3 separate regions of the Homo sapiens genome follow, and all the other regions are linked to region 3. A link is a contact called in ENCODE Hi-C or POLR2A ChIA-PET data. All regions are on one chromosome and are shown on one strand. The core of a region is the stretch at or near the end of the contact, and the rest is flanking DNA. Distances in the headings are between cores, read along the strand shown. Region 1 overlaps ELOVL6 (ELOVL fatty acid elongase 6). Region 2 has its middle 89 kb from the start of ELOVL6. Region 3 overlaps ELOVL6 (ELOVL fatty acid elongase 6).

Region 1 (4,026 bases), core at 427-2,926, 78 kb before region 3:
TTCTCCCACCTCAGCCTCCTGAGTAGCTGGGACTACAGGCATGCTCCACCATGCCCAGCTAAATATTTTGTACTTTTTGTAGAGATGGGGTTTCGCCATGTTGCGATCCACCCACCTTGGCCTCCCAAAGTAATCCCAAGAGTGCTGAGATTACTGGCTCTAATTTTATAGCTTTGGGGAAGAAACCAGAAATGGAGATTTTTAACAAACATTCCAGATGTCTTGATGCAAATGACCCACAGGTCACAGTTTGAGAAACTCTACAGCAAAGTGTTTCCCTCCCTCAGATGCTCATAAAATCATATTCCTATCTAATCGAAGCCACTAATGAAGTCTTTCTGGATTTAGTCCTCTTTAACTTTTTGACCTGTCTCAGTTATGTAAGCAGCATGGCATTTTAAGTCAGACCAATTAATCCTGATTCTGGAACCAGGTATGTGCCCATAGGTAAATTTCTTAATCACCCAAGCATCACTTCTTTCATCCCAAAATAGGGATGTGGTTGCATTTTATGTGCATCTGAATCATGACATTTGGAAATACCACTATATACAATATTAAGGAGGATGTACTTTATATGTTAAATTTGAAGGCATGTGAATCTCTTACATCTAAATTATACTCAGAAATCACAGTTTCAAAGCTAGTGTTCCAACTTGTTTCGTACATTTATAATATTGCCACATGAGAGTAGTGTGTTAGTAGGAAATAGAAATATTTTTGGTCATTAGCTTCTAAACCACTCTCCCTCAGAAGTTCCTAAGTGTGATTTTGATGACTCCTGTGCTGTTATTTTAATGACCACTATTGGTTAATTATGACCATGCTTCCCAGGGGTTCATTAAGTGGTAGTGTTAGTGGTAAAAATGAAAAAATTGTTAGAGCCAAGAACTTTTGAGAGAAGAAACAAAAGTTAGACACGACAAAAAGTTAGTATGTATCCATTCATTGTGTTTAAAATTGTTTTAAAACACAACATTAGATATAGATTTATAGGTTCTGAAAATACCTCCCTATGCGACATTTATTCCTATGGGAAAACTGATCCGGAATTAGGAAAGTTCTGAGTTATTTGATTATTTTGAAATATTCAAGGATCTTATCCTTGAATGTGACCGTCCTATAATAGTATTTCCTTTGCAGGTCTGTTGTGAGGATGAGTAAAGCACCTGATATAGGCTGTCTAAATGGGTTGTTAGGTTTGGAAATTTAGGGAAACACCTGTCACTGTTTCTCTATTCTCAAGAGGGGGAGCCTGTTTATTTTAAACCAGGGTGTTCTTACAAATTTGGGAGATATGAAGTTTTTAGAACAATATAAATTTCCTATTCAATATTGAGAGGTTCTTCCTGTCTCTCTTTTTCACAGCCTCCTCAGACACCGCCCCCACAAGGATTTGATGAATTACCTAAAAGTCACCAAGGGAGCCTGATTGAAACCCTCAACTCTGTATTATTAGGCCGTCTAGAAGTAGATGAGTCTAATTTTCTTTCTCATTTTCTGTAATTTTGATCAGACGCTTCTCTACTTTGCATTCGATTAGTCAAAGCTAACAAGTCACTTCTGAGGAAATTACTGCTTTAGAAATACTTTTTATAAAATTCAATCACTATTCTTGTACCCTGACTCACATTTTTTTCCTACTACAAGACTAGAGTCATCTGAATTGCCTGAAAACTTGGCAGCTCTAAAGGGTAATTATTCTCACTTTTGGACTTGATCCAATACAGGAAACAATAAAAGACTTCCAGAAGGTTTCCAAGCCCAGCTGTCTCTGACACCACTCCTCATTCTGCAAAAATACTGGAATGAGTTTTTTAGTTTGCACCTGTCATTAATGTCACAGTAGAGACACTGGCCCTTACCTTGTTCATACAATTACTTAAACCACATCTACATTTTTAGATCAAGAAACATTTAAAACTTCTGGTGGAATGAAGGAGTAATTTTTTTTAAATAGCTCCTGTTACCTAAAATAAAATTGTAAAAAAAAAAAAAACCTCCTATTTTCTAGTTGGTTTTCAGCACAAAATACTTCCAATCAAAGAGATTTCTGGTAGCTTTGTCTAGTCAAAAGATGGTTCATTTTGTCCTTAACAATTAGAGTCAATTTGGCTCTGTCTTTTCTTTTTTCAGATTCCGGCCTTCGTGAAGGTTACAAATACGTGGTTTTACTACATTTTTGAAGAGTGTTTTAAATTGCAAATGTATTTAGAATTTATAGAACATCAAAGGATTTTTCCTGTAAAAGAAACAAGAAATAATGGATAGCAAAGCCAAGGTGACCTTGACCCTCAGTTTGGAAACTTCCAGGCCCTTCAGTCATTCCCAAAGGTTTTGGTGAACTGTGCACACACAGAGTGTGTTCTCACCAAAGCCAAGCACAGAGCGCTAATTAGAGTATTGTAGCTTATACATTTTCCGGGAGTGAAAATGAGAATAAACACTAATTCTATCAAAGGGCTGGGTGCAGATAACCCCAAGTGAAAACATGAGGAATTCCTTGGGCATACAGTACACTCCTCTTACCCAACGGGGACACATTCCAAGACCCCTGGAGGATGCCTGAAACCCACCAATTGGGACACATTTCTGTTCATGTCTTCCACCCACAGATTTAATGGCTTTTCCATTTTAATAAGCACTGTGGCCGTAAGTCTTGCAGCTGGAGGTGCAACAGCAAAACTAGCATGGATTTCTGTTTCCTTCTCGAAAATTTCATGTATAGAAGATTTGTTTTCACCATAGATCTTGGCAACCTTAACATATAGTATTTTTTTCCTTACTAAGTTGAAACCTTTCACCTTTTCTCTTAAAGCACTTTCTGGCTTCTCTTTGGCATATCCAAGTAGCCAGCATCACTATTGCACTTGCAGGTCATATTAAGTAAAATAAGAGTCACTTGAACACAAGCACTGTGACACAAAGACAGTCTGATCACCAACAGGGCTACTAAGTGACTCACAGGTGTGAATCTGCTTGATAAAGGAAGGATTCATGTCCTGAGAGGGACGGAGTGGTGTGATGCAGTATTTCATCATGCTAGTCAGAATGGTGCACAACTTAAAACTGTATAAATTGTTTGTTTCTGGAATTTTCCATTACAGTTACCACCGGTAACTGAAACCACAGAAAGTAAAATCGTGGGTAAGGGAAACTACTGCACTCGTGTTTCATTGTAGGGACTAGAAGTGAGCTAGATCTTTTGCAACAAATTTCTTGGTCCTCCAAAAATCAGATCTACCCATGTCTTTTTAACTTTGTGTTATTTACTTTCTTTCTCTTTCCAGCAAATGTTACTCCGACAGCTATTTCAAGTGATGAGCATACATTTATTTTAGGATAAAATGCTTAAATAGGCAAAATTAATAATGAAATAGAAGCTCTGTCTTCTCTTCATGAACAAGTGTGGAGACGGTAGTGTATAAAAACGTGCATTCAGCTTAATATAACTACAGTTGGCCTTCAAACAACATAGGTTTGAACCACTCGGGCCCACTTGTACTCAAATTTTGTTCAACCAAACATGGTATTCCTAGGATGTGAAACCCACCAATACAAAGGGCTGACTTTTCATATATGTAGGTTCCTCAGGGCTGACTGCAGGCTTGAGTCTGTGCAAATTTTAGTATCCTGGGTGGTTCTAGACCCAATCCCCTATGTATACTGAGGGATGACTGTACATACAGACAGCTTATAAGCCTGGAATTGATTTCCATGGGCAGTTTCAGAAAATGTGGAACAATGTCAAACTTCTGGATTTCCTGATAATTGAAATTCACTCCTAAGAGATAGCATGCTATTTTTGAGATGCAGGCAGAAGATCAGGACACTAGTTGGCTAACATTGTCTATGAAATATATGAGATCCTTGCCCAATGAGAGCTTATGGGTAGATGGGCCAACTTTTCTTCTTGTCAAAGCAGCTCATTGTTGCCTCAAGATAGCAAGTCACCTATTTAAGAGAGGCAGTGCTCCAACGGAAAGACCTCAGGGCTGCATAATCACAGCCACAATGGTGATGATG
Region 2 (3,951 bases), core at 212-2,711, 120 kb after region 3:
GTGGGGGAAATGGGAGATGTTGGTCAAAGGTTACAAACTTTCATTTATAACATGAGTAAATTTTGGGGATCTATTGTACAGCATGATAGCTACAGTTAATAATACTGTATTGTTTACTTAAAATTTGCCAGAGAGTATGCCTTAAGTGTTCTTATCACACACACACACACACACACAGAGTACATATATATGGTGATGGATGTGTTAATTAATTTGATTTTGGTAATTATTACACAAAGTATATGTACATCAAATCAACAAGTTGAACACGTTAAATAGATATAATTTTTCTTTGTCAATTATACCTCAATAAAGCTGAAAAAAAAGAAATATAACATGAGTCACAAACGTGAGCCACATTGTAATTCTAAATGTTCTAATAGTCACATGAAAGAAGTAAAAAAAGTAAAATTAATTTTAATAATATATTCTATTTACTAGTATATTAAAATCATTACCATTTAAATATGTATTCAGTATAAAATTATTAATGAGATAGTTTACTTTTTTAAAAATATTAAGCCTTGGAATAAGTATGTATTTTACACTCATAATACATCTCAGTTTGGACAGGCCTCACACTTCAAATGCTCAGTGTGTACCGTATAGGACAGTGTATCTTTAGATCACTGTTGTCAATATAAAAACAAAATATGTGAAAATCTTTATTATAACAATTGAATTCATGATTTTCCTCAAATGAAGGCAAAGAAATAAAATTTTATGAAATAAGTATACTATAAAATGATTTATATGGTGTATGTGTCCTTATTTTATTATTCAACTACACATCAATAGAATACTCAGATATACACACGTGTGAATATATTAGTTGTCTTTGATGTTTTTCAGGCACATAAAAAGCATAACTTTACATGTTTTTTTACTTAGTCACTATAAAGTTATATTTATCAAGGTAGGCACCTAAAACATTTTATTTATTTATTTATTTTTAAAGTAACCAGTTTATTTTGTTTTATTGGAGGGTGTTGATTGGGCATTTTGTTTTGTTTTGTTTTGTTTTGCTTTGTTTTAGAGTCGGAGTTTTGCTCTGTCATCCTGGCTGGAGTGCAGTGGAACGAACATAGCTTACTGTAGCCTCGAACTTCTGGGCCCAAGGGATCCTCCTGCCTTAGCTTCTGGAGTAGGGGGCACTAGAGGCGCATGCCACCCCACCTGGCTAACATTTTATTTAAGAGTTTACTAGGCCAGGCACAGTGGCTCATGCCTGTAATCCCAGCATTTGTGAGGCTGAGATGGGAGGATTCTTTGAGGCCAGGAGTTCGAGACCAGCCTGGTCAACATAGTGAGACCCCATCTCTAAGAAAAAAAGGTTTGCTAACTTGATTTCCAACACTTAAATATTTGGGCATATAGTAGGCATTCATCTATAACCTTGCCACAGGCCCTGCAAAAGTTGGACTTGGGCCTGGCTTGGAACTCTGCTTTCAAATGTTGGCATGACTCATTCCCTCACTCCTTTGAGAATGAGCTCAAATTTCGTTTTGTCAGTGAGAACCGAAACTGTATACACCCACATAGCTTACTGTGTATATTTACAGGCCTTTGTTATTCTAGGTTTCATCAACATAGCTTTACTATTCTAGGAAACTCTTGCTGAAGAAGATAAAAGTTGTGAATAACATTATCATTCATTTCAGCAATGTCCCAAAAGGCCATCAACTCTTCATGAAAAGCATCAATTTGTTCCTCCAGTCATGGGAGCCATATCAAAACTACAGTTGAAACCCCAAGACTGCTTGAACCCAAGACTCTTTGAAAACCTTGCCTTTACATCTTCACTTTGCTGTGACCACGAATCTTAAACTATTAAGTCATAATCCTTACAGAGTGTTAATTAAGCACTGATATCGGATAAGATCTGTCTTAAACTGACTTAGAGTCCCAGTAAATATCCTGACTTTGTTCTCCCTCTTCTGAGATGCTCTAAGATTCTGTGGAGGGAGTACTCCCTTCCCAAGATCAATATAAGCTCAGCTTTGTCTTTTCGACAGGTTGTCATAGTGATAATTTGGGGAGCCAGCATTCAGGATCAGTAAGTCTTTCTCTGAACATTCTTTTTTTTTTATTTTTTTTTTGAGAAGGAAGTCTTGCTCTGTCACCCAGGCTGGAGTGCAGTGGCGTGATTTCGGCTCACTGCGACCTCCCAGGTTCAAGGGTTCAAGCGATTCTCCTGCCTCAATATCCTGAGTAGCTGGGATTACAGGTGCCTGCTTACCACGCCTGGCTAATTTTTGCATTTTGAGTAGAGACGGGGTTTCACCATGTTGGCCAGGCTGGTCTTGAACTCCTGACCTCAGGTTTTCTACCCGCCTTGGCCTCTCAAAGTGCTGGGATTATAGGCATGAGCCACCATGCCAGGCCTGGTCTTGAACTCCTGACCTCAAGTGATCCACCTGCCTCGGCCTCCCAAAGTGCTGTGATTACAGGCGTGAGCCACCGCGCCCAGCCTAGTCAAATTGTTTTATATAAGAGAATGTTAATCAAATTTTCTGATCAGGTGATTTTTCAAAAGCTAAAGCATTATATCAGAGCTTATATCAGTAAGAGTAGCCGGGGATGTAGAGGATATTCTAAGCATAAATCTTTCTGATGATCTGGCTTTATCCCAGAGATGTGAAATTAATAACACATCAGGGTATAAAGAGAATATTCTTTCCACATGAATATCATTTCTCATAAAGGAGTTTTTACAGAAAATTAGCAACTTCTCTGGAATTAAAGGAACATCGCTCTGTTACCCAGGCTGGAGTACAGTGGCGAGATCATAGCTCACTGCAGGCTTGACCTCTCAGGCTTAAGCAATCCTCCTGCTTCAGCCTCCTGAGTAGCTGGGACTACAGATGTGCACCACCGCACCCAACTAATCTTTAAATTTTTAATTTTTTGTAGAGACGGGGTCCAACTATGTTGCCCAGGCTGGTCTCAAACTCCTGGGCTCAAGCAGTTGTCCACAGGCTGCAGTTTTAGTTCATACAGAATTGTCCTCAAAGAATGTCATAGTCTGGGCTACATTTTGGACTTATTTCCCTTTCTTCTTTATGGGGGATGTTCAATCTGTGATTTTCTGAGTTCCTCAGATGAAAGGCTTCTGCAAGTCTGTGAAGGTTTTTTAAAGTCTTGAATTTAAGATGAAGAATTGTTGAAATTAGTCTGGGACATCTGCTTTGATGAAGAGTCTTGACAGCCAATCAAAAGATAGCAGGTTTTCAGCTTCTCTTTTTAGAACCAAGACTATCTTGAACTTACTCTCTTTGAGCAGGATTTTTCTCTTCATCATTTAACACGGAAAGAAAAAAGGGATGGAACAGGGTGAATTGAAGCTCACAAGGACATGCTTGAAGAATTATGGGTGTACAAGCAAACTTCAGGGTAGGAGAAAAAAGAATCATGGGCGAATGCTTCCTTTAACATTTTACTAAGTGGGGTTTGGAAGGCAAGAGAGAGGTGAGGAAAAGACCTGAATCAATAGAATGGATGTAGAGTATGTGTTACTCAGGGTCCAATAAGGAAAGGAGAAACCATAACAATTATTTTAACAAGGAAGTTTAACATAGGGAATTGAGCCAGGTGCAGTGGCTACGCCTGTAATCCTAGCACTTTGGGACGATGAGGCGGGCAGATCACTTGAGGTCAGGAGTTTGAAACTAGCCTGGCCAGCATGGTGAACTCCATCTCTACTAAAAATACAAAAAAAAAAAAATGCCTGGAGTGGTGGTGGGTGCCTGTAATCCCAGCTACTTGGGAGGCTGAGGCAGGAGAATCGCTTGAATCTGGGAGGTGGAGGTTGCAGTGAGCCAAGATCCTGCCACTGCACTCCAGCCTGAGTGACAGAGTGAAACTCCATCTCAGAAAAAAAAGGCTGGGGGGTGGAACTGGTTAAAAGGGTATTGGAGGGAATTCAGATAACACAGAGAGTAACTGCAGGAA
Region 3 (4,041 bases), core at 1,498-3,997:
ACATTATTTAATTAGATTTTCACAACTCTGCAAAGCAGTTATTGGGACACTCATTGATGAAGAGAAAACTGAGTCTTCAGGAGTGAACAATTTACTTGAGGTCACCCAGATAGTCAGTGGTGCAGCTGGGGTTTGAACTAAATGGTCTGTGTCCAAGACTATGTAGGGGAAAATCAGTCCCTGTGAATGAAGAAAGACCCAATCATTTAGATAAAAATAGTACAGAATCACACTGAGAATATATGAACTCCAAACTACAATTCAAATGTGCAATCAATATCTGAGGTATTCAGACACAAAACAGAAAGCAGAAGCCTACTTGGGTGCGAAGCCATACACAGTTCACCTGAGGGGGCTTTGTATTTGTTGTGTCCTATCTGGATCTCTCTTCTCCTAGATGGGCCCAGGGCTAACATGGTCTTCTCATTTGCTACTAGGTCAGATGCCAATCCTTTAGTAAGGCTTTCCCTGACCCCCTAGCTAAAACAGCTCCCTCTGGCCCCAAGTCACCTCCTATCACACTATTTTCTTTATAGCAGTTAGCAACATCTAATGTTATTTTGTCTATATACTTGTTTACATGTTTAGTGTTTGTGTCCTAGTGGTATGAACGGTCTCTGAGAACAGCGGCCTTGTGCCTGGAACAGAGTCTGGCAAATACAGGCTCCTCAATAAATATTCATCAAACTGAGTCACTGAAATTTAACAGTTATGGACTGACCGCATAGTGTAGCAGACTGGGATGAAGGCCAAGTCTTATCATCAATGAGTATAAAATGCTAGAAGGGTGATATACAAGTCACAACTGACTTTAATATGAGAAAATCTACCACTGCCAAATGAAAAGCAAAAATGGAAGAGTTTAAGATTAAAAGTTCAAAACCTTAAAAGGTTGTATGAAGGTGGCAGCACTGAGTTGGGCTTTCTAAGTTTCAGAAATAGAGAAAGAAGAGAGATATTCCAGTGGTTTAATTTGCCAGGGTCATAAGATACTTATAGAGCAATGGGAGAACTAACTGTAAGATCGAATGGTGAGTTAAGGTCAAGGAATCTTCCTTATCAGGTGGGTAAATCTGAGTCATAGTGACAGGCAATTTGGGAGCAATGAAAAGTTCTTAGCCCTGGTTGTGACATGACATTTCTGAATGTGTAATGAGAAGTTCAAAAATGTTGGCTAGGAATTCATTACTCAGTTGAAAGCAAAATAATACTAAAATATCTGCTGAGAGTCATGCCAGTAAAAGCTACTTTTCATGGAGAGCCTAGAAAGTGCTGGACATTTTGTAAGCCATTGACACACCTTAACTAGTTTAATTATTACTACAGCCTAATTTGATTATCTCAATTTCACACTTAGAAATGGGGGCCTAGGGAGGTTAATGAATGTGCTCAAGTTCACCAAGTCATTAAGTAGCAAAGGCAGAATTGAAACTGTGTCTGAATCCACAGGTCCCAGAGTTTGATACACTGCTGCCCTGATGACAAGTTAAGGTGAGGGAAGATGAAGCCAAGGCCACCCTAGGAAAGGAAAAAGTAAAACGGTTTGTATAGCATGAGTATTCTGAGCTAGGCACTAAGGAAACACTTTGACCTAACTCAGCTTTCATAAGTCTGCCACAAGATGCCATGAACATTTGTCACAAGAAAGCAAGCACAGCCGGGTGAGGTGGCTCATGCCTGTAATCCCAGCACTTTGGGAAGCCAAGGCAGAAACAAGCTGAGGCAACGTGGCGAAAGCCCATCTCTACAAAAAATAGAAAAATTAGCCCGGTGTGGTGGCATGCACCTGTAGTCCCAGCTACTCAGGAGGATGAGGTGGGAGGACCGCTTGAGCCCAGGGAGGTCAAGGCTACAATGAGCCATGATCACGCCACTGCACTCCAGCCTGGGTGAAAGTGGGACCCTGTCTCAAAAAAAAAAAAAAAAAGAAAAAAAAAAAAACACTCAGGTTGGAAGGCAGGTGGGTTGGTAGGCTGCTCATTTATTTCTGATGAAAGAATTTCTTGTTTTGGGGAATTTCTTTTTTTTGAGACAGAGTCTCACTCTGTTGCCCAGGTTGGAGTGCAGTAGCACAATCACAGCTCACTACAACCTCTGCCCCCCAGGCTCAAGCAATCCTCCCACCTCAACCTCTCGAGGAGCTGGGACTACACGTGCACCCCACCACACCCAACTAAGAAAGGATTTCCTGAATGTAATGTGGTATGTGGCCTTTCTGTGCATTTAGTCTTTATCATGCCACCCAAATTGTGGTAAACATATAAGCTTGTAGAGCAGGTTTGATCTCTATTCTTCAAAAAGAGGACTGGTTTCTGACTAGCTGGACTAGCAAAACAGACCATTTGCTAGATATCTACAAACTATAAGCAACCCTCTCCATTATCCTCTCACAGAAAACAATACCAGGGCACCTGTTTAGTGGAACCATGTGCTATTGCCATTCATAGGCCAAAATAGTTAAGTATCGACAATTTACAGGAGGCCCTTCCACCATTATGTTCCTGATTTTGTGGTTCCTTCCTGTCTAGCAGACCTACTCCAACTCCTTAGCCTGGCTTCCAAGCTTCCAATCGACCCTCACAACCCAACTTTATTCCTCAAACCCCACATAAACCTTAGTCAGGCCAGGCTGATTCTCCTCTCAGCTACTGCTGCTCATCAAATCCTCCATTTTAATAGCACTGCAAGAAACAGGAGGGATGAGCTCAGGTTGTCTAGCTCAGAGACACAGCAGCCTGCACTTCAGCTTTGTTCTCTGTAGCACATGTGGCTGTGGTAGGCAGGAAGTAGCATGGTCTCAGGAGCTGGGCGGTTCTAATCTCATCTGAATCACACACAGAGATGAGTTAATCACTTCTTTGAGAGTCAGCTTCCTCAACTATAAAATAACAATTATGATGCATTCCTGTCAGAACTAACAGGAGGATTTTTGTAATAAAGTATGTGGAGCTGGCCAGGTAACACCTGCCTTGCAAAACCAAACATTTACCCATGCATTGGAGTGAACCCAAGGCTAATTCCCCAAGGACAATCCTATATCCTCTGCCAGAAGAGTTTAGCACATCTGGGAAGTGGGAAAAGAGGGTGGTCTTTTCCACGTAAGAAAACCAGTTAGGCTTCTCTACATCCCTAACAAATTATCAACCCACGATCCTGCTTTCAATACATCTGCCTCCTCTGTCAGTGACAGAGCCTCAGCACTCCTGGGACAGCTTATCAACAAAAGCCCAGCTCAGAGCTGATCTGGAGGAAAGATACTGTCAGCCTTCCCCTGGGTACTATAAATCCCAGCCTGCTATCAAGTGAGATCCTAGAGAAGTTGCTCAAGGCACATTCATTTCGCCCCTGGACTGCAGTGTTCTTTGACATTATATCCCTGATTTTCCTTCAAATGTTGTTGTCTTTGGGCTAGGACCTTGGTTTGTTCTTAACTTACTTGAGCAATAATGAGACATCACCTTTCTTTTCAGATAACAAGAATTCTCTTAAATTCTTGTGTTTCAGCCAGGCGCGGTGGCTCACGCCTGTAATCCCAGCACTTTGGGAGGCCAAGGCAGGTGGATCACGAGGTCAAGAGATCGAGACCATCCCGGCCAACAACCGTGAAACCCCATCTCTACTAAAAATATAAAAATTACCTGGGTGTGGTGGTACGCGCCCTGTAGTCCCAGCTACTAGAAGGGCTAAGGCAGGAGAATCGCTTGAACCCGGGAGGAGGGGTTGTAAATGAGCCGAGATCGCGCCACTGCACTCCAGCCTGGTGACAGTGAAACTCCGTCTCAAAAAAAAGAAAAAATTCTTGTGTTTCCACTTTTGCCCTTGCTGCCAGAAGGCAATGAACACTGCCTGTTAATCTCAGCATGGTCAGCCCTCATGGTTAGCATATAAGACATCATGAGTATTCTGGTGCTACCACCATGAAAGGAAACTCCGTCTTCCTTTTTCATCAACCCAACTATTAGCTCTCAAAGTCCCTGCCTTTTGCTGGAGTGTTTCTAAATTTCTTAGCACATAGTGATTTTCTATACTATAGTTACTATA

What was found. A loop is a pair of places that touch in the nucleus more often than their neighbours do. ChIA-PET counts read pairs that join two places held with the same protein, here RNA polymerase II (POLR2A). Pooled maps may share reads with other maps.
Region 1: a loop to region 3 is called in a map of HCT116, with 2.0 times the contacts of the local background. The contact joins two enhancer-like sites. A Hi-C loop is called at or near these places in 7 of 168 maps with a recorded cell type or tissue (HCT116, PC-9, aorta and 3 more) and 13 of 50 pooled maps. POLR2A ChIA-PET finds 5 or more read pairs at or near these places in 8 of 52 experiments (MCF 10A, OCI-LY7, activated CD4-positive, alpha-beta T cell and 4 more).
Region 2: a loop to region 3 is called in a pooled map, with 2.8 times the contacts of the local background. The contact joins two enhancer-like sites. A Hi-C loop is called at or near these places in 5 of 50 pooled maps. POLR2A ChIA-PET finds 5 or more read pairs at or near these places in 4 of 52 experiments (Caco-2, K562, activated CD4-positive, alpha-beta T cell and 1 more).

The regions. Positions count from the first base shown.
Region 1 is chr4:110,085,820-110,089,845 of GRCh38, forward strand. The region is part of intron 2 of ELOVL6 (ELOVL fatty acid elongase 6); the gene reads right to left. Among named protein-coding and RNA genes, the nearest start is that of ELOVL6, 110 kb to the right of the region's middle. RefSeq lists an enhancer at 2,211-2,380. Within about 2 kb of position 1,677, at least 5 of the 41 ENCODE cell types and tissues checked have a DNase peak (open chromatin) inside an H3K27ac peak, as active enhancers do; they include HCT116 and PC-9, where a contact is called at or near this core.
Region 2 is chr4:110,285,835-110,289,785 of GRCh38, forward strand. It overlaps the pseudogene ZBED1P1. Among named protein-coding and RNA genes, the nearest start is that of ELOVL6, 89 kb to the left of the region's middle. RefSeq lists an enhancer at 1,436-1,525. Within about 2 kb of position 1,462, at least 3 of the 41 ENCODE cell types and tissues checked have a DNase peak (open chromatin) inside an H3K27ac peak, as active enhancers do.
Region 3 is chr4:110,162,829-110,166,869 of GRCh38, forward strand. The region is part of intron 1 of ELOVL6 (ELOVL fatty acid elongase 6); the gene reads right to left. Among named protein-coding and RNA genes, the nearest start is that of ELOVL6, 34 kb to the right of the region's middle. Within about 2 kb of position 2,748, at least 9 of the 41 ENCODE cell types and tissues checked have a DNase peak (open chromatin) inside an H3K27ac peak, as active enhancers do; they include HCT116 and PC-9, where a contact is called at or near this core.